3 separate regions of the Homo sapiens genome follow, and regions 1 and 2 are each linked to region 3. The links are chromatin loops, found by intact Hi-C in ENCODE. Cell type or tissue: mammary epithelial cell. All regions are shown on one strand.

Region 1 (8,000 bases), 110 kb before region 3:
TAAACCTGTTCCTTCTGTAAAACATGGATGATCATATAGCAATACCAGTCTCACAGAGTGGCTATGATTCTCAAAAGATTCATTCTCTATTTGAGAGTACTTTCAAATGTGTTAATAGAGAAACAAATTTTAATCTCAATGTTATTATCCCTAGCAGATTGTAATAATTTCCATATCATCTCTAGCATGTTGTGACATTGTACAGTTTAATATATACTAATACTCAATGAAATTGATTTTACCATTTTGTGAAATTTTAATACATTATTGATGCATAAGGATGTATTGGTAATAATTCGTTAGTAGTAGTTTACTAATAAGTATTTACATCACTGCTATAATAATGATGATAGTATGATATGTCATGACACATCTATATCTTTCCACCATGGGATGGATGGATGTGTGTGTGTGTGTGTGTGTGTGTGTGTGTGTGTGTACATATACTCATAGATAGCTAGATAGATGAAATTTGAAAGGAAATTATCATTAAGATATCAGAGACTACCTATTTGAAATCTCCAATATTTAAACTCTTAAACATTTTTTTTCTTTTGATTCCACAGGGTAGTTAACACTTTGACTAAAGAGTCTTTGGGTCCTAAATAGACTTAAATGTGTCACAAAAGTATTTCATGTTAATTAATCAATGACTGGAGCCCTATGGCTATGTTTAACATAGATTCCAGAATCATTTTCCTTTCTAAAAACAGCTTGAGATATAATGTCAGCACCTGCTAATAAAAATAATTTTTGCTTGCCAAAATGGTATGTAGTATTACTAAGAGCTTAAATATTTATATTGTGTTCTATTCTCAATTAATTCACTTGGGCTTTCAAACGTTGTTTTTTTTTTTATCTGTAAGAGCCCTAATTTAAAAACCCTTAATACCAACCAACCACAACCCATGATGCTTTTACTCCATTATAAAGGAAACTCTCAGATTCCATACATAGTGTTTTGAAAGGAATCCAAGATCTTTACTGGGGACATACTGTTGAAAAGACATAAAATTTAGTGGAAAAATGTATCATGGGGTCGGTACCAAGGGGATTTTCCCAGCCTACGGAAGTGAAGACTAGCTTGGAGAAAAAATAGCCCTCTGCTACATAATGCATGTGGTCCCTCCTCCAGTGCAGATGCACCCTCCAAACTGCCTCCTGTCACTTGCTTAAATCATGAATACTGTACGTGAATGACTGTTGTACATGAATGATTAAAACGTATTATAAGACATTTTCCCTTACCACTTCCTCCCTCAAAGTTAGTCAAAAGCCCCCGTAAAGGCAAGCCCTACATTTTAGGACTAGATTGTTTAAGCCTCCCAAGTACAGGAACTCTATTTCTGCTTTATTTTTAACTCTCCAGAGTGCCTGCTTATAGAGAGCTCAAGGACAATCTATATGCAAGAGACTTTGAGTAACAGCTATGGCTCGCTAAGGACAGGCAGCAGTGATTAATGCATGTCCGGAATTACTACCAACTTAACAGACTGTCGTCACCACATTAAGTTTGTGTGTGAAGTTGGCTGCCTTCTACACTGTTCAGCCAGGGCAAGTTTGTGCATTAGGGGGCCAATTCCCTTTGAGTTGCTATTGAATGATCTACGCCCCCAAGTTAGGCCAGGTTGGAAAGGGTAAGGTCATAGTTGCAGAACTGCCTTTCTTCCACCATGAGAAGATAGAGCAACAAGAGCTCCTGGTCAATTTACCCCACCCTCTGTTTCCCAGAAGTTAGCTGGGCTCTGGCTGAACTCTAGGGATACAAGTCTAAACTGGGTAGGTTTTGGAACATAGCCCTGAGCTGGGTCATACCTGGTGCAGGGAAACATCGGAATAACTTAGGACCCCCAATGGAGATATTTTCATTCTTTAAACAGAGTAGCTGAGCATCTGGGGATGTAAAGTTAAACCAACTAAACACCATATAGCTTCAAAAACCTTATAGCTTCTAATCAAGGGACTTAGATAGAAATGAAGAGATGGTCAGAGTACCATGTGGTAAAGGCATACTGGAGCTGACTGAAGGGATGGGGATTGGTGAAGGACAAAGATGTAGTCTGAGAAGGGACGCTGGGCTGAGTCTTGAGAGACTTCTGGCTTCAGCACCCATAGGCATTCCAGGCTGAGGGAGCATGAAGCAAGGGAGAGCTTTGAGCAGCTGAAGAACTTCAAGCAGTTAATTATAGCTGGAATGAAGAGTAACAGGTGAGAGGGTGAGAGAATAGGCTGGAAAGCTGCATGTAACCGGCCTGGTGTGCTGAGCTAAGAAGTTGGAATTCATCCAGAAAGCAAAAGGGAACCACTTTCCCAAACAGGGAAGTAGCAGGATCGCATTTACAGTATGGAAAGACAACTCCAGCAGTATTTTGGAGAATGGATTGATGGGAGGGAGGAACGCACAGTGAAGTGGAAGACTAGTCCAGAGGCTAACGTAGTCATCCAGGCAAGAAGTGAAGAGAACCTGAATTAGAGTGGTGGTAGGGCAGATTCTAAAACTCTTGAGAGAGCAGCCACCGCAGGTCTTGGAGGCCAATTGGATGTCCTACGTGACCAAGAAGGAAGAGTCAAGGATGACAGAGTCAAGATGACCAGGGACAGATAGTCCCTGGTCCTAGCACTAAGTAGGACTATGGGGGAAAGAGCACATTTGAGGAGAGGGAGCTGAATTCAGCTTTACGTAGGCAGAACAAAACCAGCCTTGTAGTTATGGCAAGGCATGGGGTTAGGTTCTGTTGGCTTTAGGCCTCCAGCTGTATGTTGAATTTGCACAGGGGTATGCACAGGTTACCCTAGTCTGGTCCCTCAGCGCACCGGATTTCACTTTGCTCAGTGTTTCTTGGTGTGGGAATCACGTCTCCAGCTCTCTCTGTATGTGTTCACCCTGTGCCTGCTCAGTGCTGTTCTGGGGATGGACACCCTGAGCACAGGGGTCAACAAAGGAGTGGAGTTAGTGCTCAGTTCAGTTGGAAGGTGACCAAATATGAATGCTGGGTGTGGCAAATTAATTTTCATTGTTATCACTCCATGAGCGAGGGAAATGCAGCCCTTGTTATTTTCCAACATAGTCTCCAGTAGAAACAGTTGTTTGTGACACTGAATTAGTTTGTTAAAAAATTCATACCTGAAAAATTGCATCATATATTACTTTAAAAGTAATGACTGTAGTAGGCAGAAAAGTGCTGCCTCTGCCCACCCAAAAATGTCCATGTCCTCATCCCTGGAACCTCTGAATATGTTACCTTACTGAAGCAAGAGAGACGTTGTAGTTGTCAATAAATTCAGAATCTTGAGATAGGGAGCTAGACCTGGGTGGTCTCTGTGGTCCCAGGGTGCTTACAAGATTCCTTAAAAGTAAAAGGGGCAGGCAGGGTCAGAGTGGTTCAAAGAAACGCTCAAGGCTATTGTTGGTTTTGAAGCCTGAAGAGGGCCACCAGCCAAGGGATGCAGGTGGCCTCTAGAAGCTGGAAAAGACAAGGAGATGGATTCTCCCCGAGACTCCAAGAAGAACACAGCCCTCCTGACACCTCAATTTTAGGTGAGTCAACTTAAGTCCCATTTCAGACTTCTGACCTCTAGAACAGTAAGATAAATTTGTGTTGTTTTAAGCCACTGAATTTATGATAATTTGTTACATCAGCAATGGGAAAACTAATACAATGACTATTCTTTAAGGTTTCAGAAGGCAGCTGATTACAAACTACTTCGAAAAAAAATCTGATAAATATGGCCACTAAATCCCTATGTGGCTAATCACATATACTTTTCTTTTTTTTTCTTTTCTTTTTTTTTGAGATAGCGTCTTGCTCTGTCCCCCAGGCTGGAATGCAGTGGCCCGATCTCAGCTCACTGCAACCTCCTCCCCCCGGGTTTAAGCAATTCTCCTGCCTCAGCCTCCCGAGTAGCTGGGATTACAGGTGTGTGCCACCACGCCCGGCTAATTTTTGTATTTTTAATACAGACCGGGTTTTGCCATGTGGGCCACACTGGTCTCAAACTCCTGACCTCAGGTGATCCACCCGCCTCGGCCTCCTGTAGTGCTGGGATTACAGGCCTGAGCCACCACATCCGGCATTAATCACATACACTTCTTCTTGACTTCCTGCCCTCACTCCTGAGCCCTGGTAGTGTAGGGAGCCATGCTTTCTTGAAGCTAGGCCTGCAGGTATCTGGGCTAGCATGCTGCTGTCAAAAGAACCGCATGGAACTTTCCATTGCTGGCCTTGGAACATCCTTGTAAGCAGGCTTCCAAATGTAAGCATTGAGATTAGAAGGGCACAGCATTAAAAAGAACAACCTTTGGTTCAAAGTTTCTGTTTGTATTTTCTAGAACTCTTAAAAGTCAATATATGTAGGTGGACAAAATATTTGGTGAAATTACAGTTCTGAAAATAGCCTTATGTTTGCCAGGACTTGAGGAAGGCCCCCAAGTGATGTCTAGTCCACCTCCTGCAAAGGCAAGAAGGCGGAGGTTGGGAAAGTCCACACTGACATCTAGTGATACAAAACTGCACTGCCAAAGGCTCCAACTGAAGCTATTTGCAGCAGTGGGCTCCTCAATTCTGATGCATCTACTGCCCCCCAAGAGGGCTTGAAGACTCAGTGCACACCAGCCAATTTCAGCTGCCCTGGTGGGGGCCAAAGCAGTTCAGGCTTCTTTATGTTTCACTTACAAACTTAGTTTGGCCATCTAAGAGTTTTGCCTCTTAATTTTTGAAATGATCATTTCAGCACATTTTAAAGCTATAGAATTTACTGCTAAAAGCTTCTTTGTGCTTGCAGTGGCCAGACCCTTTAATGCCAAGTGAATTTTTTTATTTTCTATATGTTCTCAGAACAAATGCTTGGGCTGAAATGTCCTGAGCAAGGAATGATCTGCAGCAGGGGATGGAACCAGTACAGCAGGTACTTGTCCTTTTTAGGCCCTGAGAACACTGTCTGCATTTCATTTTCAGCAACTCAGAAGTCTAAGGTACAGAAGAAATGACAGAGAATGCTTCTTCTGTCTTTCCATTTTTCTTCTATACACCAATGAAAATAAGTCAGCAGAGATACGATTTCTAGTTCCTTCCTTAATGGCGGCACAGTTAGAAGCAAGACTGCATTTTTAAGGTTGTTGCAGTAACCCAGGTGAAAAAGAATGAGGAGGCTGCACAACAATATGAATGTACTTAATGCCACTAAACCACTTAAAATTGGTTAAAATGGTAAATTTTGTGTTACGTCTATTTTACCTCAATTAAAAAAATAATGAAGGCTGGACAGCATCAGTAACAGTAGGAATGGAAGAAGCTTTTGCAGGACTGATCAAATGATTGGATGCAGATACGTTTTCACATCGTTCTCATAGGCAAAATGTACACATGAACAAATACTAAACTGTTTAGAATACTAATGCCAAAAAACTTCTACAACCTCCACATCGAAACAAACAGACCTGAACATTAGGAAATAATCAGATTTTACAAGGAATGTGTTTTTTATACACTTTGGACATTTTCTTTCATAATATGTAAATATCAAAACCTTCAAGCAAATCATACAGACAAGAAAATAACATGTGCTGCATTAAAAACATACAGACTTAGCAAAGAAAGGACAAAAACAAAAAACCTCCTAAGGCAGTTTTGACTCTCAGAAATATACGAGAGAGCTAAAAACACTGACAGAATTCAGTTGCTTCTGTGAAGCAAGCGAAAAAGGGGAAAATAAATAACTTTTAGGAAGGCACTCCAGACCTGACCTGTACAAACAGCAAATTCAAAGGTTTTGAAAATGATGAGTTTTTACTTTTTAGAGTTTGTAATCAATTGAAATAGTGATTCATTGACATTCTGGGGAGGCATTAGAAATGACCTAGAATTTCTCTGGTAAAACATAGCATTTCAGTACGTTTAGAGGTACACGTAGCTGGTTTCTCCAGTACAGTTTTTAACAGGTGGCATACTAATAATAAATCTTGCTCTGTTTCTTAACACCACTTCCCCCAACTGCTAATGATGGGGTGAAAAAGTGAAAAATACTGTCTAGACCAATATTAATAAGGAGAATGACGGCTACAATTAGGATTTCATTTTAATACAGCAGGATTTTTATACTGAATTAAATGTTCATATATGTTTATTTGATAATAACTCATGAATTTCAGTGGCAAAAAAAAGTTTCTTCTGGAGCTCACAAACAGGATGAACAATTAAAAATAAATAAATAAGTCCCACCATGCAGAAAATTTACTTAGCTTGACACATATGAACTTGAGAGGAACGAGAGTTTTGGAAAGTGAGGCCAGCTTCTCTAGGACTTTGGCAAACTCAGTCATCATGCAGAGGAAAGAAGGAAGCAAGTGCCTGTTACCTTCAGTGCTCAATACTAGAATGATAGCCATCTATGGCCAAATTTGAAATGGTGATGCCTTGAGAAACTAAATAATAAGAACTGTCTTTTTTTTAGATTTAATGTAATCTAGCTAATGGCTTGTGTATAATTTTCCAGACAACTTAATGGATATTTTTATGATTTAAAATAATTGTCTTCCATGTCAGTCAAGACATAAAGAATACAAATTTCCGCATTGGAAGAATGAATAGCCTCAGGAAGAAGTTTATATCTGTTGGAGCAGTAATTCCAGGCACTGGTCTACAGACCAGCACCAGTCTGTAATAAGGTGCTCACAGTGAAATAAGAAAAATTAGGACAGTGCAGTAGCTTTGTTATCCATAAAAAGTTAAATGTATTTCATGCACAAGACTATCTTTAGTCTAAGATTAGATCCTTCCTACCCTATGATAGTTGTAGATGGCCATAGATTTGGGGAGTATTTGGTTTTTTGTTTCTTCCTTTTTAAATGTAGATTTCGTTTTTTGGGACAAAGAAATATTGGCACCCTGATGTTGATTCCTAAACTGTTTTTGAATTTTTACTGACCTGTGAAATCTAAAATGTTGGAAACTGTTGCTCAAGAGATCAGCAGTTCTCACCTTTGTTTTCCCTGCCTGCCCCAACATACTGGAGAGATAGGATATACCCCCATCAGCTCGAGCCTCAGTAAGACTTGTTATCAGCAGAAACTTAGGCTCTTGAAGAGGGAGGGTGCATATCAGAATGGCTGGAAGTCATATATGTACTAGACAAAGGCCCCAGGTGGTTCTAAGAGGGCCCAAACCCCAGCTAAACTGACAATTCTCACTCAGTAATACTGATATATCCAGTGGGCCTAGAAATGACCCAGATACCTCATTTATTAATTTATCATCTTGCCCTCTCTACAGGACTGTTATCTTTACTTCCCAGAAAAATGAGTAGGATTTCTCCGGAAGGCAAGTCCCTCTGAAGTATCCACCAACCAATGCCATACAGGTTTTTTTCGTCTCTAACACCAGTCCTTCACACTGTAATTCAGACACACTTTTCTTTACTCTTTCAGGCCATGCCATGTAGCTATTCTTGGTCATCGTTTCCTCAAGGAAACATTGAAGGGATAAGGTCCAGGTCTTTCAAACTGCCCACTGTGACCCGTTAGTGTAGTGGAAAATGAATCCAGCTAAACATGACCAGTATTTTTTTTTTCTAAAAGAGCATAGTATTGAAAGACTAGAAAATATCAAAGTAGGCTGGATGCAATGGCTCATGCTTATAATTCCAGTGCTTTGGGAGGCTGAGGTGGGAGGATGGCTCAAGGCCAAAAGTTGGAGACCAACCTGGCCAACATAGTAAGGCGTCATCTATACAAAATAAATAAATAAAAATATCAAAGTGCATGGAATTTAGTGAAGCTAAACATTGTTTTATGAAACTTTATATATATTCTGAGCTGAGACATAGAATATTTCTCCTAATATAGGTTATAGTTTTTAAAAAAGTTGGCTGTGTACGGTGGCTCACACCTGTAATCCCAGCACTTTGGGAGGCCGAGGCAGGCAGATCACCTGAGGTCAGGAGTTCAAGACCAGCCTGGCCCACCTGGTGAAACCCCGCCTCTACTAACAATACAAAAATTAGCC
Region 2 (8,000 bases), 240 kb before region 3:
TGTTGGGGACATCAGACTCATTCAGGCAATTCAGAATAAAACGCAACTGTCTCACAGGACTACCCATGTCAGATAGTTTAATATCAGAAGAGGAGCTGGCTGATCCAAAAACTCTACTTAGAAACACAAAGGATGAGAAACTTCAGGTCAAGATAATCTTCATTTCTCCTCAATTGTCTTCCCCACAGTTCCAGAATCATTCCAGGGTATGGTTGGCATTTCTGAAAGGGTTTGATCCCTGCAACACCTTAAGCAGAGCTCAAAGTCCATCTACTTTCTATCTATCCAACCATCCATTTGTTTCACAAATAAATACTGAACATCTGCTTTAGGCCAGGTACTGTGCTGGCTGATAGGAAATGGTTAGTGTCATGTCTGGACTTTTTACCCTACTTGCAAGTTAGTAAGTTAGACTGTTACTGTTTTGTGGATGCTGGCACAGGACGCAAGCCTCCTGGGTCAGAAGCACAGGACTTTATGATCGACAGAACAGTAGACAACATGAGCACGAGCATGTCTGCATCAGCCCCTGTGCCCCGTAGCCCACGAAGACAGTGTGCTGGGGCACAGGTGGATGCTACACATACAGTGGCTTTGCATGGCAGCTGAAGAACACTGAGCTTGAGGAGCCTGCCATTTTATAGCAAGCAGTAGCAAGTCTGCTCTCCGAACTGGAGGGAGCTACTACTTTATCCTCAAGGTTGTCTGCTGCGAACATAATGTCTGCTGAGAAGCAGTCTGAGTAGAGTGGTCAGGGCCTCGCCTTGTGTGCTTACCCAGCAAGAATGTGCTGGATGCTCAGGACTCAGGGCAGATCACCTCTCTCAACAGTGAACTAAAAACACGCAGAGAGCCTACACTCGCAGCACATACGGTCTAGTGGGGAAGATGGATATATTTATTCAAACCACCAAGTGGGTAACTGCCAAACTGCAACCATGATGAGTGCCCAAGGAAAGGTGCAAGGGCTTTCAGGGCCTATCATAGGCGTACCGTTCTCCCTTGAAATCAAGGACACAATCTGCAGGGAGGACAGTGAGGTTCAGTAAATGAACAGCATGGGCCAAGGCCCCATGGCTCCGAGGAGCCTGGCCATGAAAACTGGATCATAGAACTCAAGGAGGAGCACAGCACAGGTGGAGCTGGGAAATACAAGGTAAGGGCCCACCCCAAGACAGGCCAGTGTTTCTTAAACTGTATACTGTGACCTGCTAGGAGGTTGTGAAAGCAATGGGGTGTACGCCCAACCTCTGTTTTTAAAAAATGAAACAGAATAGAATATCAGAGTCCACCACAGAGTAGCACCAAGAAGCAGTGAAAAGCACGGGTCTGGACCCAGACTGCCACTCATTAACTGTACAACCTCAGACAAGCAACTGAACCTCTCTGTGCCCAAGTGGCTTCAGCTTTAAAGTGGTCATAAGAACATGTGCATCGCATGGGTTCTTACAGGGACTAGATGAGTTACTATTCACAGCACAGCAAGAACAGTGTCTGGCAATCAGTAACTGCCATGCAAGTATTTGTTAATCAAATAAAGGGTAAGTATTGTCTTGTGACACTTTTATAAAATATACATCAAGTGTACTGAGTTTCAATATAAACTGTCTTTATTGCGAGTAAAGGTCAAAAAAGTTTAAGAATTTTGGTCTTTCACAGAAATCTGAAGCCCCTGAAAGATTTCATCAGAGAGGAGTGGCACCAACAGGTTTACATTCCGAAAAGATGGCTTTGGCTGCAGTATGAAGTTGAGGACCTTATGAGACAACCAGCTGGGAGGCTCTCGCAGAAGTTGAGGCAGAGATGATGGTGGCTCATGGGCAGCACTAAGAAATAGCCACAGGGACCCATAGGCACTGATATTGCATGCAGAGATCTTGAGAGCTGTTTTGTGCATTCTGTGGCTAGGTCGCCGATTAGTGGAGAAAATTTTGTGATGGCATCTGAATCTACCTGGAACATCAGTGCCTATATTGGTCACAGCTTCTCTGGTGGCAAATAACAACATCCTTCTCTGGGTATCTTAAGCAAATGGGGGCATTTATAGGATAAATCCACTGGGGGCTAGCACACCAGCATGGAAAATGTGGTGGGGGGGGCAGGAACCAAGATAGTTCTGGAAGGCTAAGAAATACAGGAAGCAGGATCAACACCACCAGTACTCCACTGATACATTCATGAATGACTTCTAATAGTACCGTCTTGGTTTTACTCTTAATATTCAAAGTTCTTGGCAGACACAGCCAATCAACCAAGGTCAGGTCACAGGCAATGCCTTAGCTGACAGGAGACAGAGAGAGGGAGGATGTTAGCCCCTTTGTCTTTCATAGTGGGAGCTGGGGCAGTCACCCACCCAGATGACTCACAGTGGGAGATTTTCCCAGAATAGAAAGGGGCACCACCGGAATGGGTGAAGGATGGCACAGGGGGCACTGATGGTACAGGGAGTCAAGAATGATTCACGGGCTTTTGGATTGTGGGGTCATTTTGAAACTACTAGAAAAGAACTGGATTTTGTTTGGAGGGAAGGGTGAATGAGGAGGAAGCACAGGGCCGGTGTGGACATAAATTGAGTTTGAGGTGCATGTGAGATAAACAACTGGAGATACACAGGGCTGGGGCATAACAGAGGCCTGAGGTAGAGAAACAAGTTTGGGACTCAACAGGATATAGATAGTATTGAAGACATGGTCAAAGATGAGGCCAACCTAGGGCAAGAGTAGAGTGAGAAAAGACCAAGCACGAAGTCTTGAGGAATTCTGTCACTTAAAGACAAGGTAAAGGAGGATGAGTCTTCAAAGGAAACTAAGACAAGGCCAGAAAGGTTGAAGGAAAAGCAGACGGATGGTGGCGTGGTGTTGAGAAGAAGTCAACCACCAGTAAGAAAGTTTCATGCTCATGGATTTAGTGACAGGAAGGTCATGGGTCACCCTCATAAGAGCTGTTTTCATAAATTAATGCAAGGAAGCCAGACTGAAAAGGATTGAGAAATAACTGGAAGATGAGGATATCCTTCAAGAAATACAATGTGGGCTGGGGCACAGTGGCTTATGTCTGTAATCCTGGCACTTTGCGGGGCTGAGGCCCGTGGATCACCTGAGGTCAGGAGCTTGACACCAGCAAGACCAACACAGTGAAACCCCGTCTCTACTAAAAATATAAAAATTGGCCAGGTGTGGTTGTGGATGCCTGTAATCCCAGCTACTCAGGAGGCTGAGGCAGGAGAATCGCTTGAACCTGGGAGGCAGAGGTTGCAGTGACCAAGATCACGCTATTGCACTCCAGCCTGGGTGACAGAGCAAGACTCCATCTCAAAAAAAAAAAAAAAAAAAAAGGAAAGAAAGAAATATGATATGGAAGGGACAGGATATGACAGTAGCTCAAGAGGGTTATGGAGTCTAGGGAGGGTTACTGCAACTGCATCTGACTTAAAACAAAGGGAGCTCAATGTTAATGGCAAAGATGAAACTGGGTTCATTTCTTTAATTCCCAATTCTACTAACCTAAATGTATGATGTATTGGTAATTATTTTATTCTCATATATAGACCTGAAAAGTAAAAAATAAACGATTACATTATTAAATAGAACTTGATTCAGGGATTATGAAAACAGTCTCAGAGTGGGACTCTGGTATTAAATATGTGACTAATATGTTGTATATACGTAAATGATTTGCCTAACTCTTGTACATATGGCAGATTTTTGCAGTAAATAGTCCCCAATAAATCATACTCCCCTCTACGCAGGTGACTCACTAAATAATGGCACATCGGCAAACACGATGCAAGCAGGAGCTTGAGACATACTTGCAGATTGGGGCTTGCCCTCTCTTGCTGCTGGGAACACTTCCACCAACATGTGAAAAATCTCAGGCAGGCCTGCTGGAGACACACAGTCCAGCCAGCACCTATTTCCAGACATGTGAGTGAGGCAATGCTGGACCAACTAGCCCCCAGCTTCCCACCTGCTCACTGTAGCCGCATGAACAAGTAGGGGCAAGAGCCCAAATTTCTGACTCACAGAATCATGAGTTAATTTAAGACTGTGGTTTTAAGTCGCTAAATGTTGGGGGTAGTTTGTTACCCAGTAAAAGATAATTGAAACAGTACATAAAAGTTAAGGAAGGCTAACTGCTGTAATAATAAATAGAATGCTAAATATACAACGGCTTAAATACAATAGAAGTTTATCTCTTGCTCATGTGAACAGTCCAAAGAGGTTTCAGATTGGTGGCAGGCGGCTCTGTCCCATACAGTCACTCAGAGACTCAGGATGTCCGTCTGTCATCGCCAATGTGTGGTTCCCAAGGTCACCTTGGGCATCATCAGCCAGACGGCAAAAGCAGAGAGAGCAAAAAGGACAGCAAATGGGAAGTTTTATTGGGCCCAGCCAAGAAACATGACATGTCTCCTACTCATATTCCATAGGCTAGAACCCAATCACGGGACCAAGGCTAAGTGCCATGAAGGAGTAGTTGCGCGCCTAGGAAGATGAGGAAACAATATGATGAACAGCAGGCACCACAGAATTGTACTGGCTTTTTTAGAAAATAAAAATCACGTTTGTCAGATGCAGCATGGCATAGTGGGAACAGGCTGAGGGCCAGAAAGATCTGCGTGAGATTTTGGTTCCACACTTGTTAAGTGTTTAACCTGGGAATATTACCTAATCCAGTTAGACCTTCATTTCTTTATCTACAAGATAGGGAAATACTTTTTTCATTGGGTTGTTGTGAAATTGGTGTAGTTTAATCTCTACACGTGGTAGAGTGCCGGGTACATGATCGGTGTTCGATAAACGGTAGCTACTGGCATTAACTAAATTGAATGGTATGATAAACAAATCAAAAAATATGGAGGGAAGAGTAACACTAAGCTGTCCAGATAGCAGTAGTATTAGCCATGATGCTTCCAAATTAAAATTACTGAAGTCCAATTAGCCAGGCTTGGTGGCGGGCACCTATAGTCCCAGCTACTTGGGAGGCTGAGGCAGGAGAATGGCATGAACCCAGGAGGCAGAGCTTGCAGTGAGCCGAGATCGTGCCACTGCACTCCAGCCTGGGCGACAGAGCAAGACTGTCTCAAAAAAAATTACTGAAGTCCAACTCAGTGTAATACAAAAAGAAGGGATTAGAATGATACAAAGAGATGAGGTGACTCTCAACATCAAAGGGAGACCTGTGGACTGGAACCCCTTTCAGGACTTCAGAGACTCAGTCTTTTGTTTTGTTTTTCGTGTTCTATGTCCACTTATATTCTTTGCTTCATTCTCCCCAGTTATAGACACACCTTTTGCCTCCACAACTGCTAATTTTAAAATGTGCGATAATGGTATTGTAGTTATGTTTTTAAAGAGTCCCTTTCTTGAAATACACATTGAAGCAGTTATGGATGAAATGATATCAAGGTTTTGCTTTAAATACATTTTAATATATTTGGGGATGCAGATGACATCCCCAAATATATTAAATTTGGGGATGAGTGCAGATGACAAGATTGGCCATGGGTTGGTCATTGCTGAAGTTAGGGGATGGGTGGGGCATTTCACTACATAGCCCTCTGTAGGGTTCTGCATCTGCGGATTCAAATCAGATCAAAAGTGTAGTTAGGTCTATGATGGTTGTGTCTGTACTGAGCATGTACAGATTTTTTTTTCTTGTCATTATTCCTTAAACAACACAGTATGACAACTATTTACATAGCATTTACATTGTATTAGGTACTACAAGTAATCTAGAGATGATTTAAAGTATGTGGGAGGATGTGCATGGGTTATATGCAAATACTGTGCCATTTTATAGCAGGGACTTAAGTGTCGGCAGGCTTTGGTATTCACAGGGGGTCCTCAGACCAATCCCTCACAGATACTGAGGAATGACTGAACCATCCTCTCTACTTTCATATATATTTGAAATTACCCATTAAAAAATAAAAACAAAGGCCCAACACTCATCTCGTCTTGGCTTAGCAATTCAAGAAAAGAAACAAATCGGGTTGGTCCATCTTATGTTAATTTTTTAGCTGTGATTTTCTGCCTTGGTGAAAGCTTTATGTAGTTAAAAGGAAGAGTGATCAGCATTTTCATCCATTTGGGTATGAACTTTCTGGACTTTAAGAGAAATGGGTAAAATGATATACATAAATCAGGACTTGACAGGGTTGAACTCACTACAATCTTTTCATGACCACTTTGCTAGAACACTTTTCCCATTTTTCTTACATCACCTTATGAGAGGCAGAGCTATTCTGGCAGTGTTTTCCTCAAGCACCATTGTATTTAATAGAGTCTCAGGAGAGACAAGTTCAGAGAAAAAGGCACAAGGACTGCAAAAGTTATGGATCTATTTTCTAGTGATGTAGATAATAAGCTTTCAGAATAGTCATGTGTATACTGAAGGTATCTAGTCAGAATGCCCAATACATCAGAGATCTTCTGGCCAGCGGCGCAAAAGAAAAGGATAAAGAGGTTGAGAACTAGTTACTATTGTTTTCTCATGTGATATATTTTCTAAAGAGAAAAAAGCTCTGTTTCTCTTTATTACACTCAAGGTGTGCATAGGTTTTGTAATCGTGTTGCTTGAACTGGTTGATCTCATGTATTATGTTGATCACATAAAAAATAAGGATCAAGGGGAAGAAGGTATTGATAACCTTAGAAATAAAGCCTAGGGGCTGGGTACGGTGTCTCACGCCTGTAATCCCAGCACTTTGGGAGGCCAAGGCAGGCAGATCATGAGGTCAGAAGTTCAAGACCAGTCTGGGCAACATAGTGAAACCCCATCTCTACTAAAAATACAAAAAATTAGCCAGGTGTGGTGGTGTGCGCTTGTAATCCCAGCTACTCAGGAGGCTGAGACAGGAGAATCGCATGAACCTAGGAGGTGAAGGTTGCAGTGAGCCGAGACAGTGCCACTGCACCTGGGTGACACAGCGAGACTCCATCTCAGAAAAGAAATAAAAATAAAAATAAAAAAAGCCTAGGGATATAGGGAGCCAGAATTCCTTGGCTATAACCTAGTCTTTGGTCTTTGGCAAAAAAAAAAAGTATATTTGGAATTTAACTTTAACTTTTATAATTAGACATCTTTGCTAATCAGTCTCATTTGTTATATCCAAATCAGACTTTTAATTTTCACAGATATGCCAAATTGTCTGTTCCAAAGATGGGCATCACAATACATCCCATTCCATGTGCTTCTCTTGCTATGTAACACTGACACTCCTTCCAACAGGTGGTAGAAGTCTGTCTTCTCCCCGTGCTCCTAGGAAGACCTTCATGTCCTCCTTGACCAACAGGGGATGGTGGAAGTGACTCTGTGTGACTTGTGAGACAAGATTCTAAAAGTCATGCACTTCTGCCTTGTTCTCTTGGGATAACTGCTCTTGGAACCCAGCCATTGCAGTGAGGAAGTCAAATAGCTCCATGGACATGCCATGTGTAGGTGTTCTGGCAAACAGCCCCAGGTGAGGTTCCAACTGACAGCCAACGTCAACCACCTGACGAGAATGAGTCTTCCAGCCTTGATCTGCTGAGTCATCGCCAACTCCAGCCAATACTGTAAGGAGCAAAGATGAGCTGTTCTGCCAATTGTAGCCCAAATTGCAGATTTTTGAATAAAATAAATGACTGTTATCATTGTAAGCCACTAAGTTAGGAGTGCTTTGTTATGCAGCAAAAAATAATTAGAAGAACAAATATGACATTATTAAATTAGTAATGCTTTTGACTTTTAGTACACGGGGGAATAGATAAGTAAAATGTTGAATAAATATGAATAAAGTGGAATATTTCTGAAGCAGTCAGAGGGATGAATTAGCCATACATGCAGCAACATAAGTCAATCTTAATACACAGTGAAGAACTAATCATCAGAATGCTATACAGACAATATATTAGGCCGATTTTGCACTGCTATAAAAAAATACCTGAGACTGAGAAAAAAAAAAAAAACCTGAGAAGAGGTTTAATTGGCTCACAGTTCTGCAGGTTGTACAGGAA
Region 3 (8,000 bases):
GGTTTCGGGAAGATGGATGATATCAGCAAATGTTCTGAGGTTGGGAAACAGGATTAGTCACCCGGCCCAAGAGGATGAATTCCCTAGTTTCTGTCTCCTTGGTGACATCACTGCTCCAAAGCGTACCATAAGATGGTGCCGGATGAAAAGTTCTATTTCTAGAGTTCTCATAAAAGTGCCATTATTTTGTTGATGGATTAAGAGGCCAAGGTCACTGTATTTCCCAGGAGCTTCCCTGTCCACTCCACATATGGAATGCTCTTCCTCAGCAGTGGGCAGGCAGGACTGTCCTCCAGGGAGACAAACTCCTAGCGGCAAGCAGCATACCCGGCTCGGTGTTTTACTTTTATCAAAATCCTGTCTGTAGTCACCAACACTAGCTTTCAGATTGAATTTTTCAAGAGCATGTGGCCAATTGTGTCTGTGTTCTTCCACAGTTTAGAGGTATGGGGTCAAATTAGGGTTTGAAAAGCACCCCAGGGAATATTCTTTCATGTGCTAAGCAAAGGCTTGGCCAGAGTTCTGAAGAGCCGAAACCCTGCGAATGGATTTGATGAGTTCATTAGCATCGAGCGAGATGACAGTTTTGGCTTGCTTCTGAATGACAGGTTTTTTTCAAAAGCTTGTGAGGTGAACATGGAGAAGATGCTTCCTACCCACCAGGGAGGCACTGGTTTGTGCTTCCAGAATCAAATCACTATCTCACTTAGCCTTGCTTGTAACCAATTACAGGAGCTATTTGGGAGCTGGCCAGGGTCGGAAACAGAGTCTTTGAAGGAAGGGGATATCAAGAGAGATCAGGATAACTTTAGCTGTACCATGAAGCATAACCCACTCCTCAGCCAAACCACCAGTTTTAGCCTGGGGATGCGAGATAGGCAGGAGAGTAGCAGACGATGGGAGAAAGCAGATCGGATCATGGCCCTTGTGAGGGTTTTGGTCAACTTTACATATACAGGACCAAAAGTAAGCGTGGCAAAGAATGGCTAAGCCATCTTCCACTGAGAAAACTTGGCCAGGTGAGCAACGTATGCTTCTACCCAAGTAAACTGGTTTGCCCGAGGCCCCTGGAGTGAAATCTCCACAAAACACCAAAGAAACAATCCATGTGCGTTGAGATGACTTCATTCATCCCTTTCCCTTTTTTGACTCCCTCTTCCTCACTCTCCCACACATCATCCTAACAGGAGGAAGGAAAAGGACTGCTTAAGCATCCAGGGTTCTCTCCAGCCAGAGCTGCCATGGAAAGCCAGCTGGCAAACAATGCGGGCTCAACAAGAGTCATTTTTCAGATGGGGATTTTTCTCTGAGTACAGTTTGAAAACTAAGGCCACTTGGAAATATGAAGGGCATGTTTTGTATTTCCCAGAATGTGTGTATGGGGATGGTATCTCATTCTTCTTCCCTTAGAGTGCTTTCTGTGCTGCTTCCTCCTACAGGAACGTCCTTCTGTGGGTCTTGCTTTTCCTCCTGTGCGCTGGCAGAGAGAGGATGGTGGCGCGGCCAACACACGTTTGTGACTGAAGACCATGGTGATTTTGTAGCATCCTGGGTATTTCACATCCATGAAGTAGGAACGGAGGCTCTGCCCTGGGTGCTGCTGCTTGGGTCTCCTTTTCTGGAGAGGGATGAAGACCTCGGCGAGAGGCATGTTCTTGTGGGGAGGTCATCGCTGCTGGGAAGGAGAGGACATGCTTCTTGTCTAGTAAAGGCCTTGATGACACCCCATATTAAATTCAGGGAATGAACCTCTTTATTACAAAGTGCTCCACATCAGGCAAGGTGGGAGAGGAGAGAAGGGGGGGAGCGTGGGGTCCGGTGGGACAGACAGACCCGGGCCAGCTCTCCCAGATGCATCTGATGAGGTGAAAGCATCCACCCAGAGTGGCATCACCCAGAGTGAGACTTGAGGGGGGACTGTACATTTCATGTCCTTTCCCGTTACTGGATTTACATTTCTGACTTTAGGGAATACTGAAGTAAAATTTTTAAATTCTGACTTTCCAGATCCATTCCAAAGTTGATTCTGCACAACAGTTTGTAGTTTTTTTTAGCCTCTTGTAGCCCCAGGCTCAAAATGCCCCCTAACATTCCTGAGTAGAAGAAACTAAACATCTAAATGACCAAAGTCATGCAGGAAGGCACGCATCAGATCCAGAAACCCAACATGCATTTACACATGACACTGCCTCCTCCTCTTTTCAAACCTGTGCAGCTCTATGCTCCTTATTTTTGTATTTCCAAAGGTTTGTTTTTGACTCACCTTTCCTGCGTTCCTTTCTCTCATCCGTGCATCATTTGGAAAACACAAAAGTGCTGCTCCTGAGGTTTAGCACCTTCTCCCTGTAGCCACTCACCAGCAAGCCCACTCTCCCATGGCAGGACCTGGAGCCTGTCATTCGGGAACCATGTGATAGCACTCAGAATCTTAGAAGCAAGAACAGCAGATTTGGAGTGCCTGCATTTCTTATGGGATACTGATCTGGCCAGCTTTTCTTTCCCATAGGAATGGAGAAAATCGTGGCAGAGATGATCCAAACAACCCGATGAGCTCAAAAGTGAATTGTGTTTGCCTTTGAAATGGGGTCTCAGATTTGCACTTATTCCTTCTGCACAATAGCACGACAGTCATCCAGCAGTGGCGGTGGTATTGAGGGTGTTTGTGCACGCTGCCTCTGCGTGGAGCAGGAAGGCAGGCTAGAAATGTATTTGGATGGCTGAGGGGTAGGGCCACAGACTGGAACCCTTGGTGTGGGATGGTGACTCAATGGCATGTTACCACACATCAGCAGACGAAGAGAGCTTTCTTCTTGCTCCCAGGCCTCCTCTTGACTAGACAATGCATTTCTGCTGCTGGTTGCTTCAAGGTAACTCTGAGTAAAAGCCCTTTCGCTATGAGGAGGGAGACACTTAGAGGAGTCTGTAACACCCTTGTAAAGAGCTCCTCAGGGAACAAGGTCTAGAAAGAAGGGTACAGAATGGAAAGCCAATTGGTTGTTTCCCCAGCCCTGCCCCCATCTGAGGATCCTGTTTTATAAACTTGTCGCCCCGGTTCTTCCAGTCACTTTCAAAAATCTTTGTAAGTACATGGATACCAGAAAAAAAATGTGTCTGCTATTATCCTAAACCACCCTGCGCGGCCAACCTGCCCACAGGCAAGGCAAATAGCTAGGGAAATGCTCTCTTCACTCCATCTGTTCCCAGGCAACCATGGATATTAGCAGCATGCACTGCGTGAAGTATACGGGCAGGCAGGGCCTCTGTGCTGTGGTGTGAAAAAAAATCATAGATTTCAGTAAATGTAAGACCAACACCCACGACATTCATTATTCAGCAGAGTAGTTAAGAGTTCTGAAACCAAACTGCCTGGGTCCAAATCCCAGCTCTGGCACTTACTAGCTGTGTGATCTTGTGAGAGTTACTTAGATTCTCTGTGCCTCAGTTTCCTCATCTGTAAAAAGAGAATATCAACCATAATATCTACCTTGTAGGATTGTTGGAGGGATTAAATGAGTTAAAAGAAACTTAGTACAGTGTGTGGCACTTAGCAAGGACTACATAAAAGTTTGTTACAAAAAAATTTTTATATGTAATAGCACACACAGGTGGGGCATATTTACTCAGCACTGTTGGCTTCATGACAAAACAACTGAAAAGTCATCAGAATCAGACTGTTCCATACTTGCAAAGAATACAGCCCATACTCACGAGGATCCAAACTCAGCATTTTGAAATCTAATAGTACTAGTGAAATCGCTGTTATGCCACTAAGTGCTAAGATGTTAAGACTGGGCTTCCATCGTGCCTGTGACATATTTGTTGTCCTTTCCACCAATGTATCTTCTCAGTGAGTGAAAGAACCTCAGGGTCCAAGGCTCATCTAATCACCCAGCAGAGTAATTGTCAATACTATTTGTGTTATGGGTCAAGCCTTCCTTAGTAGACAGGAACAGTAAACCCTGAACAGAAGGGGCAAGGGAAAGAGAAGGGAGGAAAGCCTTTGTATTGTTTCCCCTTCCTGTTCCTTGTTGGGCCAAAATGAAACCCCGGGGCAACACCAGGAGCCTCTGTGGCCTCCCAAGGCTGCCTGTCGTTTTGGACTTGAATTCCGGTGGTCTATGAAGCCTGTGGCCATCACTGCACAGTGCTCTTGGGTCTTGTACTTCGGGGATCCACAGGTATGTCTGCAAGTTTTTAGGGGCTCCCAACTATCTCAGTTCTGGCCAGACCTCCTGAAGATGCTCAAATCCTCCCCCAGCCCACCCCTGATCTGTGCAGGCTTCAGGGAGCCAGATATGGATTCTAGGTAGAAACCTGTGTTCCCTGATGTTCCACTGGAAGTTGCAGAGTTTAACAGGCTACGGGCTAACAAATATTTTGAAAGGCCTTGGAACACCCAGCATCCTCCCACCTTGCTCCAAGCAAAATGCAATGTGCCTTCCATCTCATCTTCGGCATTTCCCCAGCCCTTCTCAGCATGAGCTAAATGGCACACTTCATCGACCGGTCAATAAGTCATGTTTATCGAACTGACAGTGTGTGACGCAGGGGTGTGGGAGCTGCAAAGATGGGTGAGCAGGGAAAAAAACAACCCAGTCAAATGTTAGGGTTTATGTATAAAGAAGGCGGCTCTTCACTTCTCTTTCCCCAGCCTGGACATTCACCAACCCTCCTTTCCAAAAGCTCCACAAGGAGATGGGCATCATGATCACCCTGAACTCAAAAGCCCTTTCTTTATGTGGTGCTGACCTCTAGAGGCTTCTAATTAAAAAGCATCCGAAAGGGCCAACTTAATTTTACTGCTGGTTTTTACACTGTACATTGTTGCCCTATTTCCCAACAAAATAAGGATAAAATATGTTACTTTAAATGATCCCTAAAAAAATGCCTACCTTGTTCCTTGACTGCCTAATTAAAACTTGCCCAGATCATTACAAATGCCATTGTTTACTCCAAAAAGGAAAAAAGGAGGGTTAGAGATAGGGAAAGTACTTCAGTTTTTTGTTTTTTTTTTTTTTGCCTATTGTGGTCCTAAGAGGAAAGCACAGTGCCAGCTTTTTCAGGATGCATTTCTTGAGTTTCCAAAGGGCCAAGTCTGCTAAACAGAGACAGGAATGTTCATTCACTCTGATTTGGCAGGGCACAGGGCAAAACCACCCTGACACTCAGGTACACGGACAGCAAGTCCACTTTGTCCAGCCCCGGCGTGGCGTCCAAATGCTGGGTGGTGGGTCTGGTTCTGTTTATTTTGTTGTCCTTCAACCCAAACCTGTACACAAAGAACTCTATGACAATGGAGGATCCCACTCGGCCCAACTTCACTATGGAAACGAGGCTCATTTCTAAAGGGAGTGAGACTGTTGATTACATCCCTAAGCTGAACACCCCAATTTTACTTTGTTGTAGTTCTGACTCCTTATTACTTTCACGAAGGGAAGGAAGGTGTGGAAAGGCAGGAGAAAACACGCAGGGACATAAGCATTTGGGCTAACACACAGCCACGATATCAACTGGCGTCTTCAATTCTAAAAGGGATCCTAGGGGAAAGAGCTTCAGAATCCCAGGACAGTTTTGCCAATCCTGGCCGCCCCACCCTGGTTCTGTGAGTGTTTCCATTACAACTGTGCTTCATGTCCTCTCTACCGACTCCTGACTCCCCTAGACAAGTCAGGGCTAGTGCCCAAAGGGAACTCGGGGACAAGTCTCCCACTCTTTATTTTTACAGATGAGGAAACAAAGCCGGAAGTCGGTGGGGTGGGGAGGGGACATGCCTAGGGCCACAGTCAGCCCAGGAGGAGTCTGGGCTAGAACCTCTTGCCCTCAGCCACTGATTTCAGAATGATTACACGGGGGAAATGTGGGTATTTTTAACACCAGTGCCCGCACTTAAAGGGGCCAACCTGCATTTTATAAACTCTATCTGTGAGACGGATACAATAACTGTAACAAAGGAAGTCCATAAGTAAGACTTCGCCTGCCCCCGCTGCTGCACCACGAGCAGGGTTGGGACTGCTGACACAGAGCTCACCACTTGAGTACAATCTCTAACAGCCACATCGAAAACAAAGGACCACACACTATCTAACATACACACAAGCCTTTATGCTGTGCCTGTAAAGCAAAACTCAAATCTAATCGAATCTAATGGGTCTCTCTATGGAGACCCATTCATTTGGAGAAAGAAACTGGCTCTTAATCAAATAACAGAACTTACCATCAACTTCCAGATGAGTTATTTAAATGCCATGTTTGGTGAATAAATAACCGGGAGGAAGGTGGTGGAGACATGGTGTCATGTCATAGAATGACCACAGAATACAGATTTCTAATTAATGCCAAAAAGAATTCCTAAGTAGGCTAGAAAAAATAGGGTTCTCAAACACAAAACTAAAGTATTGGTTCAAAGAAGTAGAAAATTACTAACTACCAGTTATAGCATCACAATAGACATATGAATGCATCACACAGAAATGATTAATCTTTGAACAATGGCAGTGTTTCATGTTACCAGCTCCTCCCTCTCTTCCCCCAGCCTCCTCACAAACAGCAACCACACAGCGAGCTGCCGGTCCTTTACTCTTTGCTCTTCATTTATAAGCCACATTAGGTGTCCTTTGGGACCAAACATTGTGGAGGCAGAAAAAAAGAGGCAAACACCACCAGAGTTTGAAAGGCTCTTTAATAGCAAGCGAATGGTAATTACATGGTCGGATGAGGTCCTCACTCTCAGGGGAGGGAGGAGGGAGCAGAGGTGGACAGGGTGCAGTATAGGATTTACACTGTTTGAAGCATCTAACGAAGGGCAACAGTTTTTGGCAACCCAATTCACAGTTTTGTAATTTACAAGAGATTTCTTTGAAAGGAAATAGGAAGGCAAAGAAAGCACACATACCCTACCGGCAACACTTCTTGCCTAAAAAAAAAAAAAAACAACAACCAAAAAACAAAAACCCAACAACTATTCCTTGCTTTTGCTTCTTGTGTAGATGACTAAATTTTGCTCTCATGCTCAAATTAAGACTGGATCACGGATAGTGAAGATCTGCCCTAGCATTGAAGATTTACTTCCTCCTCTTCAGAGCTGACATTTGTACTGCGCACTACTCTTATCTTTATCTGCCTAGGTGTCAGAAGGGGCTTAGTAAAAAATGAAACTTGAGAAACAAAACAAAACAGAAAAACAGGGAAAGGCAGTTTACAAAGAACAGACTGTCAGCTTTCTGTCTGGTATCAAACAACTTGAATACAGCTCTAAGTAAATTAAAACATTTATTTTTATGTGGCCTGGCATCTACTTTTAATCGCTTGTGCCTATTCAGCCTTATAGTGCTTTAAATGGGGTTTCTAACATGAAATGCTCATGGGTACTATATTTTCGTAATCCAGATTTAAATAAAAATATAAAAGACAACATATTATGTTAAATAATATGTTGTCTTTTATATTTGCCCAGTGAGCAGAAGCTATAGATATTTTACCATGGACACCCATTGCCATGGACACCACAGGCTACCAGCATTCTGGCAGGTTTCAGAATTACTCTCTATAAAATCTAAAAGACTTCAGCTTCTTGTGTCATACCTGTTATCACTAAACTGGGAGAAGTGACTGGGTCTTTATGAAAAAGGATCAGTTTTTAATTCAAAGAAATTTTAGGCTTCTCCGAAGACTGGGTGATCAGCAATGGCATCTCTTTGGAGCTAACACCCACTGCAGGGGAGAGGGGTCTGTGATCGCTTAAGCATTAATTGTGCTCTTTCTACAACCTTGAAGCACAGTGAGGAGGTTGGCCCTGCCCTCTGGCCTGAGGGGGCACTCCTGCTTCCTCCCCGCTGCCAAGGACACCCAAGTTTGCTTTGTGATTTACCTGCCGGGTGCCTGGAGCCCCTCTCAGATCTGCCTGCATTTGGGAAAGACAGGCTTCTCAGGCTGGCAGCTGGTTTTACTGAAGGAAAGAGCCCTACCAGATGAGCAGGGTTCCTGTTGGTCTCCTTGGCTGG

Evidence for each region. Peaks named below come from ENCODE experiments on the same cell type or tissue, not always from the same donor. Only the 100,000 strongest peaks of a DNase experiment are listed, where the experiment ranks them.
Region 1: a loop joins it to region 3, with 10 times the contacts of the local background. A loop is called at or near these places in 71 of 110 quality-filtered maps.
Region 2: a loop joins it to region 3, with 11 times the contacts of the local background. A loop is called at or near these places in 80 of 110 quality-filtered maps.

What each region holds. Positions count from the first base shown.
Region 1 is chr7:30,272,795-30,280,794 of GRCh38, reverse strand. All of the region lies in intron 2 of LOC124901607 (a long non-coding RNA gene), which reads right to left. The region is part of intron 1 of LOC105375218 (a long non-coding RNA gene); the gene reads left to right. Among named protein-coding and RNA genes, the nearest start is that of ZNRF2, 7.8 kb to the left of the region's middle. RefSeq lists an enhancer at 1,326-1,445. In mammary epithelial cell, a CTCF peak has its summit at 4,508; no DNase peak of the experiment used is centred here.
Region 2 is chr7:30,403,159-30,411,158 of GRCh38, reverse strand. LINC01176 (long intergenic non-protein coding RNA 1176) reads right to left here. Exons shown (of 3, transcript NR_108081.1): 3 at 7,104-7,557. Among named protein-coding and RNA genes, the nearest start is that of LINC01176, 16 kb to the right of the region's middle. In mammary epithelial cell, no CTCF peak of the experiment used is centred here; DNase peaks (open chromatin) are centred at 3,888 and 7,488; H3K27ac peaks cover 1,877 bases.
Region 3 is chr7:30,161,425-30,169,424 of GRCh38, reverse strand. It overlaps MTURN (maturin, neural progenitor differentiation regulator homolog), which reads right to left. Exons shown (of 3, transcript NM_152793.3): 3 at 6,663-8,000. It also overlaps the pseudogene RPS27P16. Among named protein-coding and RNA genes, the nearest start is that of MTURN, 30 kb to the right of the region's middle. RefSeq lists enhancers at 1-716, 39-864 and a silencer at 5,917-5,976. In mammary epithelial cell, CTCF peaks have their summits at 2,845 and 4,757 (motif pointing left); DNase peaks (open chromatin) are centred at 4, 2,914, 5,724, 6,524 and 1 weaker place; H3K27ac peaks cover 5,023 bases.